4 separate regions of the Mus musculus genome follow, and all the other regions are linked to region 1. The links are chromatin loops, found by intact Hi-C in ENCODE. Cell type or tissue: heart. All regions are shown on one strand. Each heading gives the region's core, and the rest is flanking DNA. Links, peaks and the distances in the headings are about the cores only.

What was found. Hi-C counts contacts between places; a loop is a spot of excess contacts. Peaks named below come from ENCODE experiments on the same cell type or tissue, not always from the same donor. Only the 100,000 strongest peaks of a DNase experiment are listed, where the experiment ranks them.
Region 2: it touches region 1 in a loop (5-fold over the local background); 28 of 42 quality-filtered maps call a loop at or near these places.
Region 3: it touches region 1 in a loop (4-fold over the local background); 2 of 42 quality-filtered maps call a loop at or near these places.
Region 4: a loop joins it to region 1, with 2.1 times the contacts of the local background. A loop is called at or near these places in 32 of 42 quality-filtered maps.

The regions. Positions count from the first base shown.
Region 1 is chr7:97,076,565-97,081,892 of GRCm38, forward strand. Gab2 (growth factor receptor bound protein 2-associated protein 2) reads left to right here and starts at 5,187. Exons shown (of 10, transcript NM_010248.2): 1 at 5,187-5,328. The coding sequence starts at 5,262. In heart, for the core only: a CTCF peak has its summit at 2,673 (motif pointing right); a DNase peak (open chromatin) is centred at 2,797; H3K4me3 peaks cover 292 bases; H3K27ac peaks cover 302 bases.
Region 2 is chr7:97,295,256-97,300,583 of GRCm38, forward strand. It overlaps Gab2 (growth factor receptor bound protein 2-associated protein 2), which reads left to right. Exons shown (of 10, transcript NM_010248.2): 4 at 3,573-4,147; 5 at 5,044-5,114. Among named protein-coding and RNA genes, the nearest start is that of Usp35, 34 kb to the right of the region's middle. In heart, for the core only: no CTCF peak of the experiment used is centred there; a DNase peak (open chromatin) is centred at 2,426.
Region 3 is chr7:97,415,170-97,420,497 of GRCm38, forward strand. Thrsp (thyroid hormone responsive) reads right to left here and starts at 2,381. Exons shown (of 2, transcript NM_009381.3): 1 at 1,863-2,381. The coding sequence starts at 2,334. The coding sequence ends at 1,882. It overlaps Gm32945 (a long non-coding RNA gene), which reads left to right and starts at 3,484. Exons shown (of 3, transcript XR_378347.2): 1 at 3,484-4,142; 2 at 4,223-4,322; 3 at 4,762-4,975. In heart, for the core only: no CTCF peak of the experiment used is centred there; DNase peaks (open chromatin) are centred at 1,922, 2,422 and 3,782.
Region 4 is chr7:96,983,763-96,987,762 of GRCm38, forward strand. The region is part of intron 5 of Nars2 (asparaginyl-tRNA synthetase 2 (mitochondrial)(putative)); the gene reads left to right. Among named protein-coding and RNA genes, the nearest start is that of Nars2, 34 kb to the left of the region's middle. In heart, for the core only: no CTCF peak of the experiment used is centred there; a DNase peak (open chromatin) is centred at 2,249; H3K4me3 peaks cover 639 bases; H3K27ac peaks cover 2,441 bases.

The sequences.
Region 1 (5,328 bases), core at 702-4,701:
ACTCTAAAGCAACCTCCTCCCTCCCAGAGAGCCAGTTTTGAAAGCATTCAACATCCTCTCACAAGCTTTGGGCCAGTCATCTTGGGAACCTGGAAAGAAGTACTAAATGAGGTCGGGGGATCAACTGAGGACTTTTTAATTCCATACAAAACGAAACGTACAGAGCGACAAGCTGCAGACTTACATAGTATGGAATGCAACTTGTGCAGGGGAAGTGGTGTTTCCTTGGGGGTGGGGGGGCTTGCCATTGGCCAGGCAAGCCTAGCAGTTCATAGCTTAGGCCTCCAACCCATGGCAATCTTGCTGTTTATTTCTTGAGTGCTGGATTACAAGCATCATGAGCCATCACGCCCAAAAGAGCAATCTCTGCTCATGCTCAGTGAAGCCACTTTGAATCAGGGGATGTGATTTCTCCTCCTTTCCTAGTTCTGTGAGAGTAGAGAAGTTTAGTGCTAGAACTGAAGTACTGTTAGTAAAGCCAGGCATTAGAATAACCAGAAAGATTCAATGCTTACTCCCTAAGAGGAAGAAAACTGGATTTGGAAACCAAAGGTTAACAGAGTTGGCTCTCTGGAGCCTGAGGGTATAAGCCAAAAGGTCAGAGGAACTGTGGATTTTGAAACTCCTCAAGAGTTACAGCTGTTAATTAGGTCAGCTCTGTAGCCCTAAACTACACTCTTAAGCTATACAGTCATCTTCATGGGTCAGGGGCCCCTGCATCTGCTCAGCCTGTCCATCTAGGCAGTGGCTACAGTAGGACTTCTCTAGGATTCTGGGTGTTCCCAGTAGTCCACAGTCATCCTTGTCATCCCCTTTAAAGGAATGACCATGTATTGTGAATCTGGCCTCAAAAATTAAGATATACTCCTGCCCTCAAGGAACTCATAACTGGTTGTTTGCAGTAAAGAAAGTGTGGTAAGTGCTGGGGAAGTGGGTCTTGACGTGTCTTCAAGGTCTAATTTGAGCTGCCTCTCTGTGGAGCAGGTAAGGAGCTGGTCCTTGTTTGTAGAGCCCAGTAGTTTTAGGAGACTGTGGCAAGTGGGTTTGCAGCAGGATCTGTGTAACAGTGATGTTGCTTTGGCCACCATAGCAAAAGATAATCTAAAGAAACACTAATATGCCTCCCTCCTTTGAGCTATCAGATCATTAAAACAATGGAATGAAGACATGCAGGAAGAATGTGTTAGCCAAAGAAGGGACTTGCTTCCTAGCAAGAGAGTCTATACAGGGGGACAACTTCCAAGATAAACTGGAGCTAAGACAATGATTGGCCGGTGATTGATAGGACCACACCTGGTTAGTTAGAATTATAACTATAATTAGTAGAAGTAACTTAGTTACTTATGCCTTTTACCCTCTATTTAAACCTAAGCCTCAAGTCAGTGTTCTCCTTGGGGTTAGGACTTGGGGTTAGGAGTTAGGTCACTGTAGCTTTTTGTTTCTCAGTATGGCCACTCTGGATACATTTCCTTTCTCAGCTTTTCACCATTAATGGTCTCTTTATTGTCATATGAGGACAGATGACTGTAGCTTGCTAAGGTTGCCAGGGACTAGGTTTTCATCTAATGACTCCAGTAACACTGTCATCCTCAGCGCTGTTGAAGCCATGTCCTAGGAGGCTAATACCACAGAAGAAGTAACAATGGTCCTTTGTTTGTTTTGTTTTCCAGTTTTTGAGACAGGAGCTCACTATGTAGCTCTGGCTGTCTTAGAATTCATTGTGCAGACTAGGCTGGCTTTGAACTCACAGAGACACACCTGCTTCTGGTTCCCAGAGTGCTGGGATTAAAGTCATGCATCATGGTGCCTGGCTGGTGATGGCTATTGACAAAGGTAAGAGTGGAAAACTGGACTAGCTTAAGCTTTTCAAAGAAGTTTATTTAACAATTCATAGAGAAGAAACCAAATTAAGTCTTAATCACACCCCAAGCCCACCATCCTCAGCCTTGGGTAATCAGATGGTAAGTTGATGAGGGTAATAAAGTTGGTTCTAAACAACCAGGAGGCACCCAACAAACATCCCTGAGAGGTGTGTGTCCCGAAAGTCACCAGCTGAGATGGCTCATCTGCTCACACTGACTGCACAGGCAGCACTCTGCTCTGAAATGAACCTGTCTTCTCAATTGAAGGGAAGAAAAGGCAGAAACATCCAACCCCACTAGCAGGCCAACGACTGACGTCAAGCCTCGTGAGAATGGTTTTTAATCACTCCAGCCTGGTGTGCAGTTGAGGACAGCTCTTTCCAGCTCTCTCAACCCATTCCTGGGATCCTTCCACCAGCCATGCACCTGCTGCTGGCCACAAATCCTCAGCTTTGAGACAGGCACGAATGCAGGCTGCCTCCCATAACATTCAAAGCCACACTCACCCATTAGAGCCCAGGCTTTGTGGAGGAGATGGCAACAAGGCATAGGTGGTGTCTGCCCACCCCTACCCCCCACAACACACACACACAATGTGTGCTTGTTTTAAATCTCTGCATGACAACCTCCCCTAAAATGTTCATTTCCTGGGAACTTAATGGGAATATGGGATTAATGTCCCAAAGAACTCTTGGGGCTGGCTATTAATTCCTCTTAGGAAATACCAGTGGTCTTTAATCAAAATTGCCTAAATTACAATCTAGCGAAGCATGTCCTTGCAGGGCTTAGGGGTCGGTGTCATTTTAACTATTTCCAATAGATGGCGCCCATCTTCACGTTAATAAATCATTCACATAATTTGTTTTCCAGTTTTTTCTAGGGAGATGGGGGGCTGGGGACACAACAGCGAATGGAGAGGACATAGTGAAAGTCCAGACAGGAACATTCTGTCCAAGGGCTGTCTCCAGGCCTCACGCACTTCTGAGAGTCTGAAGACAGAGCCAGGGAGCCCAACAACAGTCATGCTCCCTGTGTGCAGCTAGCACCTCTGGGCACCCACTAATAAGGACAGACAATGAAAGTCAGGGCAGAAGAGCAGGGGCACTATGTGTAGCCCCTGCTGAGTTTTGGAGAAGGATTGGGACATTCTGAAGATTCCCCAAACCGGAGCTCTGTAACTGTTATATTTCAAGACCCTTTCTGTTTTTGATCACATAACACCAGACTGCCAATTTCATGAACTTAAAAATAACAACCCGTCTTTGCTAAACAAAACCAACCCAGACTAATAGTTGATGAGTCTCCCCGCCTGTGTCTTAAATCTCACAATTCTCGGATTAGTATTCCCGCTCTCCTAGGAGAGGGTAGGGCATATGTCTGCTTGACTTCCATCACAACCCTAGGTGCAGCCAGTCTTTGCAGATTTCTCAGGCTGCAATCCTGGAGATTTGGCACCAGGACTCAAATGTGAATGGAATCAGGGTTGCTTTGTTGTGACTGGGAGTCACTGCCTCCTGGTTGACTTGGCAGACTAAGTATTTTGATATTTATGTCTCACAAAGTGTTTAAGGTCCTGGGAGCCAGAGGTTTTAAAATGGCCATAATTCTAGTGGTGGCTTAAGAATCCCTAAATTAAAAAGTCAAGGGTGATTATGGTCCCAGATACAGCCTAAGCATTCTAGCTTCATGTTCTGTGGAGCTACTCTGGATACTTGAAGGTCAGTGGAATGGGTCAAAGGTCCCTTCATCTCTCAGAGTGACTAGAATTGCTAAGCACAGGTAGGAATCAGCTTTTATAATTGAAATGGTTAAAGATTCCCCAATCCAAACAAAATCTGTTAGACTAAAAGATGTCCAACTATCTAAAATAACTAGCTTTGGTGCACCCAGAGAGAAGACTAAAATAATCCAGAAAACAAAGGTTATGCTGAGGCATTGCAAGATGCTGCCTCTCCGGTTCATGCATCAACCACACAACTCCCTGTTGATAAAGTGGGTTACTAAGCAACTTCATGAGAAACTAGAAGGGAACCTACCTTTTAAATGCTGTTTGGAAAGGTACTTTGTGAGTTAAAAAAAGAACTCTTACCAAAGGTTTTGGTTTTGCTTTTCTTTTTCCTCCACTTTCCCCCTGGAGCACTGGTGTTGGGTGTTTGCTTCCTGGTCCTTTATCTCAACCCTCTCAGCACAAGCCAGTGAGAAAAAGATCTCTATATTCACATTTATATAGGAGAGATCTCTTATAAAGTCAATGAGTGGAAACTCTGGACATTTTTATCACAATTTCTTGTTCTTTTATACCTCCTTGTTTTCCAATTCATTGTGTTCTGCAAAACTTACAGTTTCCTTTTACTGGATTCAGTTTTCCCAGAGGCACTATGGGAGAGCGCCAGCTGGACTTTGTTTCTCAGCAATAAGATCTAGTCCCGTCCAGTCCCCCCACACCCCCCCCCCAAGCACCCTTTGATCTACAGACATTACTGCAGTAATGTCACTCTGGGAAAAAAAAAAAAAAACAGGAGAGAAGATTCCCCTCCCCTCCTCCCAAAACACCTGGATTAGAAAGGCCTGCATTGTGTCAGCTGTGTGGCTTCAGGCTATCTGTAAAATGGGTATAATTATGACCTATCCAATTTGTAAGGCAGTGAAGATAATCGCTGTGGAAGGTGAATGCAGTAAGCTCCCAGCACACAGTATGTCTGTTTGCTGCTTCTCTGGCCTAGAGATGTGAGAGTTAACTTACAGTGAAGCAGGACTCATTTCAGCCAGAATCGGACTTACTGAAACCTGAAACTGTGGGAATGGACAGGAAACCGGAGCAGTCCTTGGATCTCTGTCCTACTCTTCCACGACGCTGGGGAAGAGGGGTTGAGCATAGGCTCAACGTTCGACCTAGGGTGGATAGCCTCTGGCCTTCCCTCACCCTAGCACCGGCACCACCCAGAGGTCTTCACGACCCCGCCTGCAGCTCCAGGCTTAGAGGGGGGAAAAAACCAACAACAGCCACCAAGACCCTGAGGACGCAGCTGCTGGCGACAGCTCGTCTCACGGCCTCCGGGCCTGTGGGGTCCAGGCTAACTGGCCTCTGCGCCGGCTGCCCTCGGGGACCTCGCGGGGCTGTGGGCGTGGCGAGCGCCCGCCTGCTGAGGCGCCCTGGTGGGGCTGTGTGTGTGTGTGTGTGCGCGCGCGCGCGCGCGGCCGGAGGGCGGGGGGGGGGGGTGGAACTCGAGCGCGCGCAGGCAGCCGGGCCCGCGCGCCTCACTGCCTCGTCCTCGCCCCGGGGCTGCCGGGCCCCTCCCCTCCCCCGCGAGCCGCGCACCGGCAGCCGGCTGACCCAGCAGCCCGCGCCCGCGCCCTTGTCCGCGCGAGCCGGCGGCGGGCTCCAGTTTAGCCGGCGACATGAGCGGCGGCGGCGGCGACGACGTGGTGTGTACCGGCTGGCTGAGGAAATCGCCTCCCGAGAAGA
Region 2 (5,328 bases), core at 611-4,610, 220 kb after region 1:
ACAAAAACTGCATGGTATTGGCAAAAAGACAGACAGATCGATCAGTGGAATAGAGTTGGAGACCTAGAAATAAAACCACACACTTATGGACACTTGATCTTTGGCAAAGAAGCCAAAAATGTACAATGGAAAAAAGAAAGCATCTTTAATAAATGGTGCTGGTCTAACTGGCAGTCGGTATGTAGAAAAATGAAAATAGATCCATATTTGTCAGTTTGCACAAAGCTCAAGTCCAAGGAGATCAAAGACTTCAACATAAAACAAGATACACTGGGTCATCTCATGTTTTAACGTCTGTGACACATACTCATAGAACGGGCTCATCTGGGATTGGGATTGGAAGATGGTCCAAGTGACTTAAGATTGCTAGTGACAGATGGTCATTAAAATGCTAAGTGGTAGTTAATCTTTTTACAAATATTTACACATTATTTTCCCTTAAATGAGAAATATACTTAAGCCAGGAGTGGTGGCACATGCCTTTTATCCCAGCACTTGGGAGGCAGAGAATTCATGGCCAGCCTAGTCTACAAAGCAAGTTCCAGGACAGCTAGGACTACACAGAGAAACCCTATCTTAAACACACACACACAGGGTGGGGAGAAATATTCATTAAAAATCAAAGTGGACTTTCCATCATTAATATACCTACAGTCTAGTAGAGTAGAACAAAAGCAAAATCACAGTACAGTGTGAGTCATGACTATATGAAAATGTATAAAAGAGGAAATAAAAATTATGCAGCTAAAAAATAACAAACTTCTTTTTTTTAAAAAAAAGATGTATTTATTTATTATATGTAAGTACACTATAGCTGTCTTCAGACACTCCAGAAGAGGGCATCAGATTTCATTACGGATGGTTGTGAGCCACCATGTGATTGCTGGGATTTGAACTCGGGACCTTCGGAAGAGCAGTCGGTGCTCTTAACCCCTGAGCCATCTCGCCAGCCCAATAACAAACTTCTTTAAAGTCTGAGAAAGTAAGTGTCAGGTCAGTCATTAGCACTCTGATCCAGAAGAAAAATCAGAAGGAAATAAGTTGGAGTAGATTGGGTAAGACCTGAACATGTGAAAAATCATTATGGGTAATCATCATCATTTCTGGTTTCCCAAGACCAGAGTCAAGGCAGAAATGAATTGAAGAAGGAAGGTGTCTTCCTTAGGGTTTTACTGCTGTGAACAGACACCATGACCAAGGCAAGTCTTATAAAAAGCAACATTTACTTGGGACTGGCTTACAGGTTCAGAGGTTCAGTCCATTATCATCAAGGTGGGAACATGGCAGTATCCAGGCAGGCATGGAACAGGCAGAGCTGAGAATTCTACATCTTCATCCAAAGGCTGCTAGTAGAAGACTGACTTCCAGGCAACTAGGGTGAGGGTCTTAAGCCCACACCCACAGTGACAGACCTACTCCAACCAGGTCACACCTATTCCAACAAGGCCACACCTCCAAATGGTGCCACTCCCTGGTCCAAGAATTTACAAACCATCACAGAAGGTGACTGGTGCATTCTGGAAAATGTTCATTTTTACTGCAGAACAACACACCTAGGAGGTTCTGCCACTGCTGGGGCGTCTTCCTGAACTGCAATCTTTATATAGCTAAATCCCACTAACCCCACTTTTTAAATTAACAGATACTATTGTATGATTTTATTACAATACTAGCTTCTGGTAGCCTCATTATGCTCTGTTCCTATGAGATTGGTAATTTGGATTCTATGTGCATGAGATGCAGTATCTGTGTTTCTGTCTGCCTTGCCTTCCAGCATGCTTCCTCCAGCCTGAGCAGCATGGAGAGCCTTAAAGTTGCCAAGTTGTTTTAAACATCTTTGGCCCCAAACTGAAATGCCTTTATTTTGTTTTGCTGTTCTTTTTTCTCGACTCACTCAGATGTGATGTCTGTGAAAAGGCCTTTCTAACATGACCCCACCAGGAAAGGTTAATATGTGGCCACTGACAGACTCATACTTGACTGTGGTAATTTGCAGGGATGGCATCTCCTGTGATTTCTAAGCACACAACACCTCTGTATCCATTGTGTCTAGCCTAGATGGGGAGGAAGACATCAACAAGTATTTGTCGAATGAAAAAATCAGATTAAGACATCTAATGAGAATTGGAAATTCAAAAACAATAATAAGATAAAACATACCAAGGACAAATATGAACACTCTGTACCTGCCATTGATTCTCCTGCCTCAGCTGTGATGTTTATCTATCCTGGGCCTTAGCTCTTGGCTTGGTTATGTGAATGGAAGTGACTGGAAAGGGAGAACAAACACAAAAACCTAGGTAGAGGGGCTGGTAAATTTGGGGGGACTGAATATTAGGACCACCAGTGGCCCATGTTAAGGGGAACCTGGCCAGCATACTTGGTTCCATTCATCTGTTTAAACTTCTAGGCACTGTTCTCTACTACCACCTGGTGGCCACATCTATAAATAGCAAGTTCCTCGCGAGGGAGCTAAGGGAAAGCAGATGATGATCCACCAGTGGTTCTCAGTTCAAACATCACCCAGGAGAACACAGAGGTGTGAGTGTGAACCTGCACCTTATTCTGGTAAAGTCTCCAAGAGCTTACTAGGTTTCTGAAGATACCTCTGGTCTACAAAAGACAGAACTACTGCTGAGGGTTGATTCCCTTGTCTCCCGCTCAGATGAAATCCTCCGAAGGATCATCAGAGACAGAAAGCAGGCCTGGTTCCCTGCTACTCATCCTCCAGCTTAACACAGTACTTATGCAGAACCCAGTTTAACAACCACTCTTGTGAAATGGAAGGCTTACAGAGCCTCTGACCCAGGTTGTAACTAAGACTAGGTCTCGTACCTAGGAGAACATCATGCTGATGTTCACAGGTAGCAATGCTAGGACTAAGTATAAACTTCCCTTCACTGTTACTGTCGTTAAAGGTGGCCTTGCTTCCCAGTACCATCATTTAAAATGAATAAAAGCAATACCATTTTCTACCCTACTAGAGTTCTCAAATGGAAGTCATTTTACCAACAGTTTTAGATTTCTGGAGAGAACCAGATTCTTCTCAACAAACCATGATTCCTGGTAGAAGATAAAGCCTATAGCTTAAATTTAAATTGGTTCTTTAAAATACAAGCACCAGTGCCCACGAGCGGACTTTAAAGAGAAAAAACTAAAACTCAGATTTTCTGTTTTCTCCCACAACTTGCCATATGTGTGCTCTTTGGTCATTCAGAGAGTGAGCAGGTTATCAGTATGACTGTTTATTTGCATCTCTGGGGCCCAGGAATGACCATATTCTCTGCTAGGAACAGCCACAGAGAAGTCCAGGGGCTCAAAAAGGTTAACATTGCTGGAGCATACACCTGCTAAATACACTAGAGTTGACTTCCTAAAGAATCTTCAGATGATTTGAATTACTATTTTGGAGATGCCTAAAGTAAAAGTCCTAAGATTACACAGTTAATATGTGGTAGGGACTAGGAAGAACTGGGGTCTGCCTGACTCCTCAGTATTCCCACAACAACGAGCTGCGTGCATTGAACATCCTCTGTCCTCTTCTCACTGTCCCCTTCTTGTCTCTCCTTTAGGAGTGCCAGCTTCTCTCAGGGCACCCGGCAGAAGAGTGATACAGCTGTGCAAAAACTTGCCCAGAGCAATGGACACTGTATCAACGGCGTCGGAGGTCAAGTCCATGGCTTCTATAGCCTTCCCAAGCCAAGCCGACACAATACAGAATTCAAAGACAGTACTTATGATCTCCCACGGAGCCTGGCTTCCCATGGCCACACCAAGAGCAGCCTCACAGGGTCTGAGACTGATAACGAGGATGTGTACACCTTCAAGATGCCCAGCAACACCCTGTGTCGGGAACTTGGAGACCTCCTTGTGGACAATATGGATGTCCCAACCACTCCTCTCTCAGCCTACCAGATCCCTAGAACTTTCACACTGGACAAGAACCACAATGCCATGACAGTGGCCACTCCTGGAGATTCAGCCATAGCTCCCCCACCCCGGCCACCCAAGCCAAGTCAGGCAGAAACACCTCAATGGGGCAGCATTCAGCAAAGACCTCCAATCAGCGAAAATAGCAGATCTGTAGCTGCTACTATCCCCAGGCGCAATACCCTCCCTGCAATGGACAACAGCCGACTCCATCGAGGTCAGTGTAATCTGGAGCTGAGACCAGAGGGCCAGGGAGGTGGGCCAGGCATTCTCAGTATATTGCTAGCCCATGGTCACCCCTAAGCCAAGGTAAACTTAAGGACTAATTAGTTCAGTGATAGCAGTTGATGCATCTTCTGTGCAATTTCCTTAGCAGTTGATCCTCCGCCTAGCTGTCAATATGACACCCACCATGGCAGAGGTATAGCAGACTCCACCTTGGAGATGTTGATATTTTGGGTTTGGAGGCTCAAATCATATTATTTTGTTTATTTAAAACTAAAACCAAAAATGTAAAAAAAATTAGAAGAAAAACAAAGTTAAAGAAAATAATACAAAATGGGATCTTCATGGTATTTTCATGTCATAGAATTTCTAGTTGAATTCTGAACCTGGACTTGAAGCCGCTAAGTTCTGTCCTCACTTATCACAGATAAATTCCAACTCTGCATACCTCCTCTGTTCAGTAAGCTGTCTTTAGAGGTTGCAGATCTTTCTCATCCCCCTACTGTGACAGCAGCAAAGACGAGCCTTGGGTCTATGGGGCCAAGCATCCAGTTTAGAACTCTGCCGGCAGTCAGGCGATCTGAGCAGTTGCCTGTGCTTTGGAACTGTATAACACATACACAACACACCCCTGCCCTTCAAAGCTTTTTCAAAGCTGGAAAAAGAAAACCAACATATGTAATTAGTGTAAATGCCATTACCAAAGTATTCCCAGAGGTGAGAATGGGCTGATTGGGAGATATTAGAAGAACCCAGGGCTAAAGTCAGGATGTCCTCTGCAGACACCCACACTGGAACAGACATGAATATTAGAATTGCCACACTGGACAGTGACAGGAGAGTCATGGGCTCAGCATGAGTATAAACTCTCTTCTTCCTTCATCACAGCTTCTTCCTGTGAGACCTACGAGTACCCGGCACGAGGCAGTGGGGAAAGTGCCAGCTGGTCTGCTGAACCTGTGAGTGAGAATGTTAATTCTTTCCTGGGGGGTGGGGTGTGATTGGGGCCTCTTGGGTCAGTCAGGGTAGGAAAGAAGCTATGCCACATATAACTAAAAGTGTACCACCCGAAGAATGATGGCATTTCCCTCAGGAACTGCCTACCTGTCCCAGTCCAAAGTCCTAGGGAGGTGTTTTGAGGAAGTAAAAATGGCACCTTCATCTGGTCCTGTG
Region 3 (5,328 bases), core at 583-4,582, 340 kb after region 1:
CTCAGTTAACTTTCATTTCCTTGCTAGTAAACGGAGGTGCAATTCTTTTTATGTTGGGGTGGGGTGGGAGGCAGTGCACAGGCCACAGTGCACACATGGAGGACTGAGGACAGCTTGCAGAAGTCAATTCTCTCTCTCCCATGTGAGCCCCAGGGATCAATATCAGGTTGTCAGTCAGACTTGGTGACAGGTGCCTTTACCAGCCGAGCCATCTCACCCACCCCAGAGGTACAAATCTAGTCTCTCAGTCCTAGGCAAGGTGGTCTATAACTGATGCCAGTTTATAATAAAATGGGGCTGGCAGGTGGCCCATGGTCGTGACCAGCAGACGCTGTAATCTGATCTCTCCCAATCCCCGCCTAGGAGGGACCCATAGTCTAGGCCCTTCTCCGACAATGTGCTGCTCTATACCATGACCTGTTTGCTTGCTGTTTATTTTCATTTCACAATCACAGCCTCTATGCACGGGCACATGGGCTCAGGAATTCCCAAAAGACATGATTCCACACCCACATGTGACTGGAATAATTCAAATATCAAAATAGTTGCTGTTTGTCCTGTTGCAACCTAGAAACGGTGGAGCTCACCTACATGCCCCTATGTGATAACGTGCGATAACATGTGATAACGTGTGATAACATGAGATAACGTGCGATAACGTGTGAATACATGTGATAACGTGCGATTACATACCCTGTGTTGTTGAGAGGGCACGAGCACATACACACAGAATTCATAGTGCACATCTACACAAATACATCTCCCTTGGTAAGGTTCTTCACTTGCAAAACACAAGCAACAAACCTCATCTTTGGCAGTCAGGCACAGTGATATCTGCAATCCCAGAATTTGGGAGACATGCAGGAGCCTCCCGAGTTGGAGACCTACTTGGACAATTAGTGAGACTCCATTTCCAAAACATAAATAACCAAAATCTAAAAAAGCTCTCATCTTTGTAGGTTTATTCAGAACTTTTGCAGCAACTGAGGCAATGCTGGCATTTAGTGTGCAAAGGAGATCTATGGCAGCAGTGGCCTTAAGGTTTGGGAGTGGCGCATGCCCTGGAGTTAGAGTGTATGTATCTCAACTCTGGGGACAGCCCATGCTATAATCAGATTTTTTTTTTTAAGTTAACATAAAAGCTGGGCATGGTGTGCATGTCTTTAATGCTGGTACTCTGGAACCTGAGGCAGAAGAATCTCTACGTTTCCAGGTCAGGCAGGGCTTTATAGAGAGACCCTATTAAAAAATAAAAAGGAGAAAGGAAGCCGGGGAAGAGTAGCTATGACTGAGTCTGGGGTGGTGAGATAGCTCAGCAGGTGGAGTTCATCTTCCCGAGCCTGGAGATCTGCGCTTCATCCCTGGAACCCACATTAAAGCCAGAGGGAGAGAACTGACCCCACAGATCCATCCTCTGACCTCTGCAGACACCCCAGAGCACGCCATGTATGCCCCAAATGGCTCAGCAGATGAAGATGCCTGCCAGCAAGTCTGATGATCAGAGTTCAACCCCTCAGACCCATATGTTGTCTGTCCTCTGACCTCCACATACATGCACCCCCACTCCAAACACACACACACACACACACACACACACACACACACACACACACACACACACTCAGGAGGGATGTGTTCAGAGACTACAGTTCTGTCCTCTGTAGGAGGTCACGGTCATTTCTTCTCAATACTGGGTGAGAAGGCTGAGAAGTTAGGCTCAGTTCTGGGCCTTCCCAAGTGATAGTCCCAATACCCTGATGTGAGGGCTCACTTGGCCTCCTTCTACTAAGCTAAACCGCCATTTATCTCCTCCCTCAGAACACCCTTTATGGAGTATAACCCACTAGCACGGCCACCATTACCTTCAGAAGAGTCAAAGACCTACAGAACCTGCCCTGTCATTTCCTGGTATTTCCGCGTCACCTCCTGTGCTTTCCGGGTCAGGTGGGTAAGGATGTGATGGAGGCTGCAGAAGTGCAGGTGGAACTGGGCTTCTAGGTCCAGCTCCTCCGAGATCCTGTCTTCTTCGGCCTCCTCCGTTTCAGCAGCGTCGTTCTCAGCCTCGCTGGTTTCGTTGCCAGCCACCTTGGCCTGCCATTCCTCCCTTGGCAGCAGCCCGTGGTCCACTTCTACACAGATGCTCTTGAGCATGGTGAAGTAGGTATAGAGATCAGGGGCTCCGTCCTGGACCGAGCCCCCAGGCCCACTCAGCTGCACATCCCTCAGAAGGCTGGGGATCATCACCACCTGCTCCATGTTCCGCACCACCGCGGAGTACCGATCCATGACTGTCAGCAGGCAGTTCTTGGGATAGCGTTTCGTTAGCACTTGCATGGTTGCTTCCTTCCTCAGAGTCCGGCAGACTGCCCCAGCGCTATTTCTAGGCTTTTGAGCAGACAGCAAATTGACAGGATGCCAAAGCCCAACCATTGGAGCAACACAGCCCTGTTTTGAGCCAATCCCAGCGTTTGGTCCCCAGTGTCTGTATCAGGTGATCCATCTACCCAGGGACAAACCTGCCAGGCTTCTGCTTGTCATGACTGCTTCAGCAGGAGGCCAACTCTTCCTTCAGCAGCTCGCCCAGCCAGCTAGAGGAAAGCTGTGTCCCCTTGGCACCTAGTACACTTGACTGCAGGCAATCAATAGTTCTTTTAGGTTACCCGAAATCACATTACCTCGATGCTGCCTGCTTCCCTCCTAACGCACACAGCTCACTTCTTCAATCTGGGTACCTGGCTGTGAAATGAACAGAGGAACAGTATCCTGAACTGGAACAGCTCTGTACAGGACAAAGAGCCCCGAAGCCAGGGCTGGAAGTCCAGTCATAATGGGTATTGTCATGTTCAAGTCCCAACAGTCCTTTTTACAGGAGTACCTTTCCATCAAGCAATCTGAGAACAGAACTGTTGGCGGGACACAGTAGCCTAGGATAACCTATAACAGCCAGTAAAGACTTGGCATCAAATTGTTTCCTAAATTAAATTGGAAAAGAGCATTCAAAATGGACTATTCAAAATCGATATGTTAAAGAATCTTCCAGCTGTGATGCCAACACACTCAGGAGGCTGAGGCAGTGGGACTACCACCATTTGGAGGCCAACCTGGTCTTCATAATGAGTTCCAAGCCAGCCTAGGTTACAAAGTAAAATGTCTCAGAGAAAACCAAAACTAAAACCAAAATCAATTAAGGCGCCAGAAGATGTAGCTCAGTGGTGGGTGGGATTCACAACATGTAAGGGGCTCTGTACTTGATCTCATCAAAATAAATAGATAAATAAATAAATAAATAAATAAATAAATAAATAAGGTTTTTGGCTGGTTGTTTTTTTAAATATCTTATTTTATATATGTGAATGTTTTGCCTGTCTGTATGTCTGTGCACCTCGTGTGCCTGGTGCCTGCAGAGATCAGGAAAGGGGAAGGGAGTTTACAGATGTTTCAAGATACCATGTGGGTGCAGGTCCTATGAGAGAGCAAAAAGTGCCCTTTTAATTGGTGTTCTATTGATCCATTGCTAGCCCTGTATCATGGTTTCTTACATTTTCTGGGGAGAGATTCTTCCAGGGCTGACTCTGCGCAGTGCATCCAGCCCAAGGCCATGAGGCAGGAGGATGCCACTCACAAACCGAGAGGTTTGGAAATCTCCAGAGGAAGTCCTTTCCAGCCCTGGTTATGTAACTCCCTTTGAATCCACACTCAAGCCCCTAAGGGCATTACTCTCTGCCTTAGTGCCCAAGCCTAGGGCCACCAAGTGAGAACTGGCAAACAAAGTGTTCTGCTGCGGTCAGGTCTGGGAGGGCTGACTCCAGCGTGCCATGGACAATAGCCAGAAAGGCCCCGGAGCCTCTGCAACAGCTGCCTGCTGCCTCTGACCCAGAGGCCAGGTCACTCCTGGGCCTCTTCTGCTGCAGTCAGAAAACTCAGGGGCTGTCATATGTTAAGGCCTCTGCACATTAGATCCAAGGGCGGGGGCTCCCCAAGTACCCGTCCCTTCTGGCTTACAGGCTTGCTGTTGTTGCTGTTGTTGCTGCTGTTTGAGTTTTTGTTTGGTCTGGCTTTTTGAGCACTGCTGTCCCGTAACTTGCTCTGGAGACCAGGCTGGCCTTGACCACAGAGATCTACTTCCCTCTGCCTCCTGAGAGGTGGGAGTAAAGGTGTGCCCACCACTGCCCAGTGTGCTGAACACATGGGAGCCATAACTAAGAGGTGTCTGTACCACCAGGTCCCGGCCAGCAGACTCCTGCCCAGGATGCACTCCAGGTCTCCATGGCAGACAGAAAACCCGGGATAGAATGAGACCAGCCTTTGTGGCATGTCAGAAGGTAGATTGAGCTGGGGGAGGGGATATCTCAGTTGGTAATGTTATTGCTGCATGCGGACCTGAGTGTGCTCGCCAGCACCCACATAAAAAGCTGGGTGTAATAGTCTATGTTTGTGATCCTAGCACTGAACACCTGGAAACAGGAGGGTTCCTGGAGCTATCGGACTGGCCGGCCTAGCTGAATCAGTGATTCCCCAGGTCCCAGAGAGAAAGTCTCTATCTCAAATAGATAGAGAGGGATGGTTCCTGAGGAATGACGTGAAAGGTTGACCTTTGACCTTTGCATGCATGCACACACACATGTACACACACAGGCACAGAAAGAGAGATAGTAGTCCTAAATTTGGATTCAGGAAAACTCTAGGATTAGAGAAAGAAATGAGGCAGGAAAGGGAAACAGAGTCTTTTCAGAGGCACGGGATTTTTTTCTGCTCTTACAGATGCCATATCTGATTCTACTGGCCAGAAAACCTCAGAAAGGAGGAAGTGTCCGAAGCTGACCAGTCCTCTGGCTTCAGGTAACTTCTCCAGTCGGGGCTGAAGAGACAGCTCTTCAGCTAGGTAGAGCACCACAGGGCAATGATGAGGCCCTGTGTGCACACACACATACACACACTAACACACATAGATACACACATACATACATACATACATACATACATACATACATACATACACTAACACATATATACACACATACACAAACACACATATACACACATACACACATACACATACACTAACACATATATACACGCATACACAAACACACATATACACACATACACACACACAAACACATATATACACACATACACTAACACACATATACACACACATACACACACAAACACATATATACACACATACACACACACACACACACACACACACACACACACACACACACACACACACTTACTTTCTCTAGTCTTTCCATGACTACAGCCACATGGAGAAACTGAGGGTGGCTGACATGTCTTCTGGACTAATCTCACCCTGAAAGC
Region 4 (4,000 bases), core at 1-4,000, 94 kb before region 1:
AACTTTGAAAGAGCTAATTTTAATAGAAGACAGAAATGTCAGATAAAGAGAAGTGTGTTAGGCTACGGCACTGGTCAGTGTCTGAAACCCGGTATGAAGTGCCACAGCTCAGCCTGCTTGTTATTTGTTAACATTGTTTTCCTCCTTTAAAGAAAGACTTTATTTTTATTCAACCCCGCATCCCCAAGCCTCACCAGCTGATCTGAAGAGTAGCAGGCCCTTTTGTCTTTTATTTGTCTTGTTCTTTCTCAGCCGCTCAGCAGGAAAGCAGACAGTTTACAGTCTGAGCTCATAACTTCCTTTCCTGTGCAGCAACAGTTGCCAGGATGAAACCTCTCTCAGCTGAGCATGGGTGTTCTTGTTGGTGGGTGTTCTGGAATGCAGATGGCCCTAATCCTAAGGCAGAAAGTTCAGTGTATACCAAGATACACATTTGTAGCAACTGAAACACAGAAGGAGGCTGGACTTACTGGAGTGGCTAGGCAGGGGGAGTCTTGTTAACAACGTGCTTGGCAAAGTGAAGCGCAGTTCTCTGCCACTCCTGTTCCCCTTGGTCTTCATTTCATTCTACGATGCCCTCTAAGGACTTGTCAGGACAAATTCCTGTAGCACTTCCCGAAGCCTATTTAAGCACAGATGGATAGGAATCTTTTATTTCCCTATTACCAAACTGTAAATCCTTGGAGACTGCATAGCAAGGTTTGTCCTTAAATGCTCAAAATTCTATACTTTGGTGCTAGGGAGATGGCTCACTTGGTAAATTGATTGCTGCCCAAATGTAAGGACCCCAGTTCAGATCCTCAGCACCCATGTAAAAAATTGATACTTGTAACCCCGGTGATGGAGGCAAGGGATCCTGACGGCTCCCTGGACATCCAGCCTAGTCAAAACAGTGAGCTCCAGGGTCAGAGAGACACCCTAGCTCGGAAAATAAGGTGTGGAGGTGATTGAGGCATGCACACACGGACACAAGTTCACCACACAGGTGGAGGTGAGGGAAAATTCTATACTTTGGAATGGTTTTTTTTTTTTTGTTGTTTGTTTGTTTTTATTTGTTTGTTTTTATTTTTTCGAGACAGGGTTTCTCTGTATAGCCCTGGAGCTCACTTTGTAGACCAGGCTGGCCTCAAACTCAGAAATCTACCTGCCTCTGCCTCCCGAGTGCTGGGATTAAAGGCGTGCACCACCACTCCCGGCTCTTTGGAATGATTTTTATAGACTCATTCTGGGCCTGGCAGTGGTGGTGCACACCTTTAATCCTAGTACTTTAATCACACGGATTAATTCTTTAATCTTGCAGAGGCAGACAGATCTTTGAGTTTGTGGCAAGCCTGGTCTGTGAGTTCCAGGACAGCCGGGACTGGCCGGGACTACACAGAGAAACCACATCTAAAAGAAAACAAAACAAAAAATCATTCTGAATACCATTGCCCTCATCATAGCATTATGGAAAAGCAAGCACTATAGGAACAAGCTGGAGTGTAAGTACTAGTAATTGGACTGCTGTCTGAGAACCTGGACTCTAGTACTGATCTTACCCTAAACAGGTTATGCATGGCATTTGACCTAACACTTAATATTTCCATTTTAAGCAGTGGTGTCTAAGTTGTTATAGCTCAGGTCCTTTTGAATCTTTATTATATCTGTATCATGAAACATTATAATAAAGCATTCCAAAGTATAGAATTTTCCCTCACCTCCACCTGTGTGGTGAACTTATGTCCGTGTGTGCATGCCTCAATCACCTCCACACCTTATTTTCCGAGCTAGGGTGTCTCTCTGACCCTGGAGCTCACTGTTTTAACTAGACTGGATGTCCAGGGAGCCCTCAGGATCCCCTGCCTCCATCATCGGGGTTACAGGTATCAATTTAGCCTTCTTGGAATCTCTCAATTGAGATTAACACCCCCCCCCCCCCCAAACCCCCCGGGCATGGAGCGTGAGTGAAGATGGGTACTATTCGACATTTCCTTCATGATCTTGAAGAGAAGTTGCAGATTGGAATAAACAGGCAACAGCACGTAGTTTTGTCTGTAGACCTTTCAGGCTTGTGTGGCATGCTGCTGCTCTACCCATTATATTCTCAACTTTTCCATTCTGGGATTATGAGGAAACAGAAGTGAGGGCGAGGGGACAGAGTAGAGGACAGGAAAAGCAAAGGGGCTGAGTAGCCAGCCTGTGAGCGTTCGCTCAGCTGCCGTGGAGGTTAAGTAAACTTTCCGTCACAGACTGCGTTCTTTTCCAGGGTTAGCTCGCTGCTGCTGGCTTCTCCTCCCTGCACTTCACAGGGAGACAGCTGACTTGTGTGGGTTTTTCTACAGCAGTCCCTCGAGACTGAAACTACTCAGCTATATTTGTTCTGCTGTGAGAACAGATAACTGGGAGGCAATTCAAAACATTTGTTTAATATTTTCTTGGAAATCCTTAAAGAAGCAAAGGGTTTTACACCTTGATTTAAAAAATAAAAATAAAAAGGTCACTGGTTCTACGCATCCTAAAATGTTTGGTGATTCTTAGTTTCCTGTTTCTTTCAATGCTTTTTTTTTTAGCTTCTAATAGCAGAATAACCTAGGAAAGTGTTTTGCTCTGATAACTTTTATATGACCAGGGAGAGGTTGGTTGGCCCATAGAGTAGCATGGGAAAGATTTTAATGTCATTTGTTGCATTAGTTTCATATATATTTGCCCAAAGGTTTTGTCTAAATAAAATCTTACACTGAGACTCAATCTATAAAGGAGATAAAAAGTGGTAGGTATTAACGAGGTAGCTTATGTCTGGTTTGTGTAGGAAATCAATCATGAGTGAATGACAGTAGGGACCTGGGAGATTGTGGAGAAAGTCTCCCTACATTTCCTACAAATTGATATTATTTTTCTAGGGAACATTCTCATAGTCCAGTGGTCTTGAGACATCTCCTATGACAGTGTGACTTCTGAGTCCCTTCTGAAAGACCTACCTGAGGCTCTTCTTGAGCTGGTCTTTCCTGAAATGCATTTGTGGCTTGCTGGTGTCTTTGTTTTCTTGTTCTGGTTTTTGTTTTTATTAGAGATTTCCATGAAAGAAAATACATCATGAATCTCTCTCTCCACTAATAAAGACCTTCCATTTTTGGGGTCCATGTTTTCAGGGATGCGTGTGTCTGTGTGTCACTGGGGACAGGCTTTGACGTTTCAAAAGCCCACCGCATTCCTAATTAGCTTCCTCATTTGCATGCTTGCATGTGTCGCCCCTCCCCCACTTGCTGTGGCTCTGATGCAAGCTCTCAGATACATTCCAGTGCCATTCCTTCTGCCATGCTCCCGACATGATGGTCATGGATTCTGACCCTCTGAAACACTGAGCCCTAAAATCAATGCTTTCTTTTGTAAGTTGCCTTGGTCGTGGAGTCTTAGCACAGCAATAGAGAAGTAATAAGACAGGTCTCTTGCAGTCAAACTGTCTCAATGCCCCCTGTAGCCAAGCTTACCTTACACTCCTATTTCTTAACTTCCTTAGCTGGGGTTATAGGCATGAGCTACCGTGCCCAGCCCATTACAGTCTCAGGGGACTATCTATATTGTACATGGAGTCTTTGGTTCACTAAAACATAATTGTGAGGTACATGACTTAGTTGAAACAGTCAATATGACGCCTTTTTAGACTGGCTGAAGTGTAGAACTCATTCAGAGTTCGTCCATATCCCTCCTGAGATTGACAGCTCTTTTCTTTTACGTGCTGGATTCCTCTGTATTCCAGCCTCCGAGTGTACAGCAGCTTATTTACCTTCTAAAGGTGTCTTAGTTGCTTCCTAGTTTTGTCAACTATGAATAATACAGATATAAACATCCCTATACAGTTTTCTTTTTAATACAGACATGATATTTCAGCCCTTGTGGGTAAAATGCAAAGGGACACAACCACTGCTTCACAGCGAGAGTATGTTTGTTTTGTAAGAAACTAAGCGTGTCCCAGAGCAGCTGTGCAGCTCTGCCTTCCAGTCCACAGTGAGCCTGCTGCTTC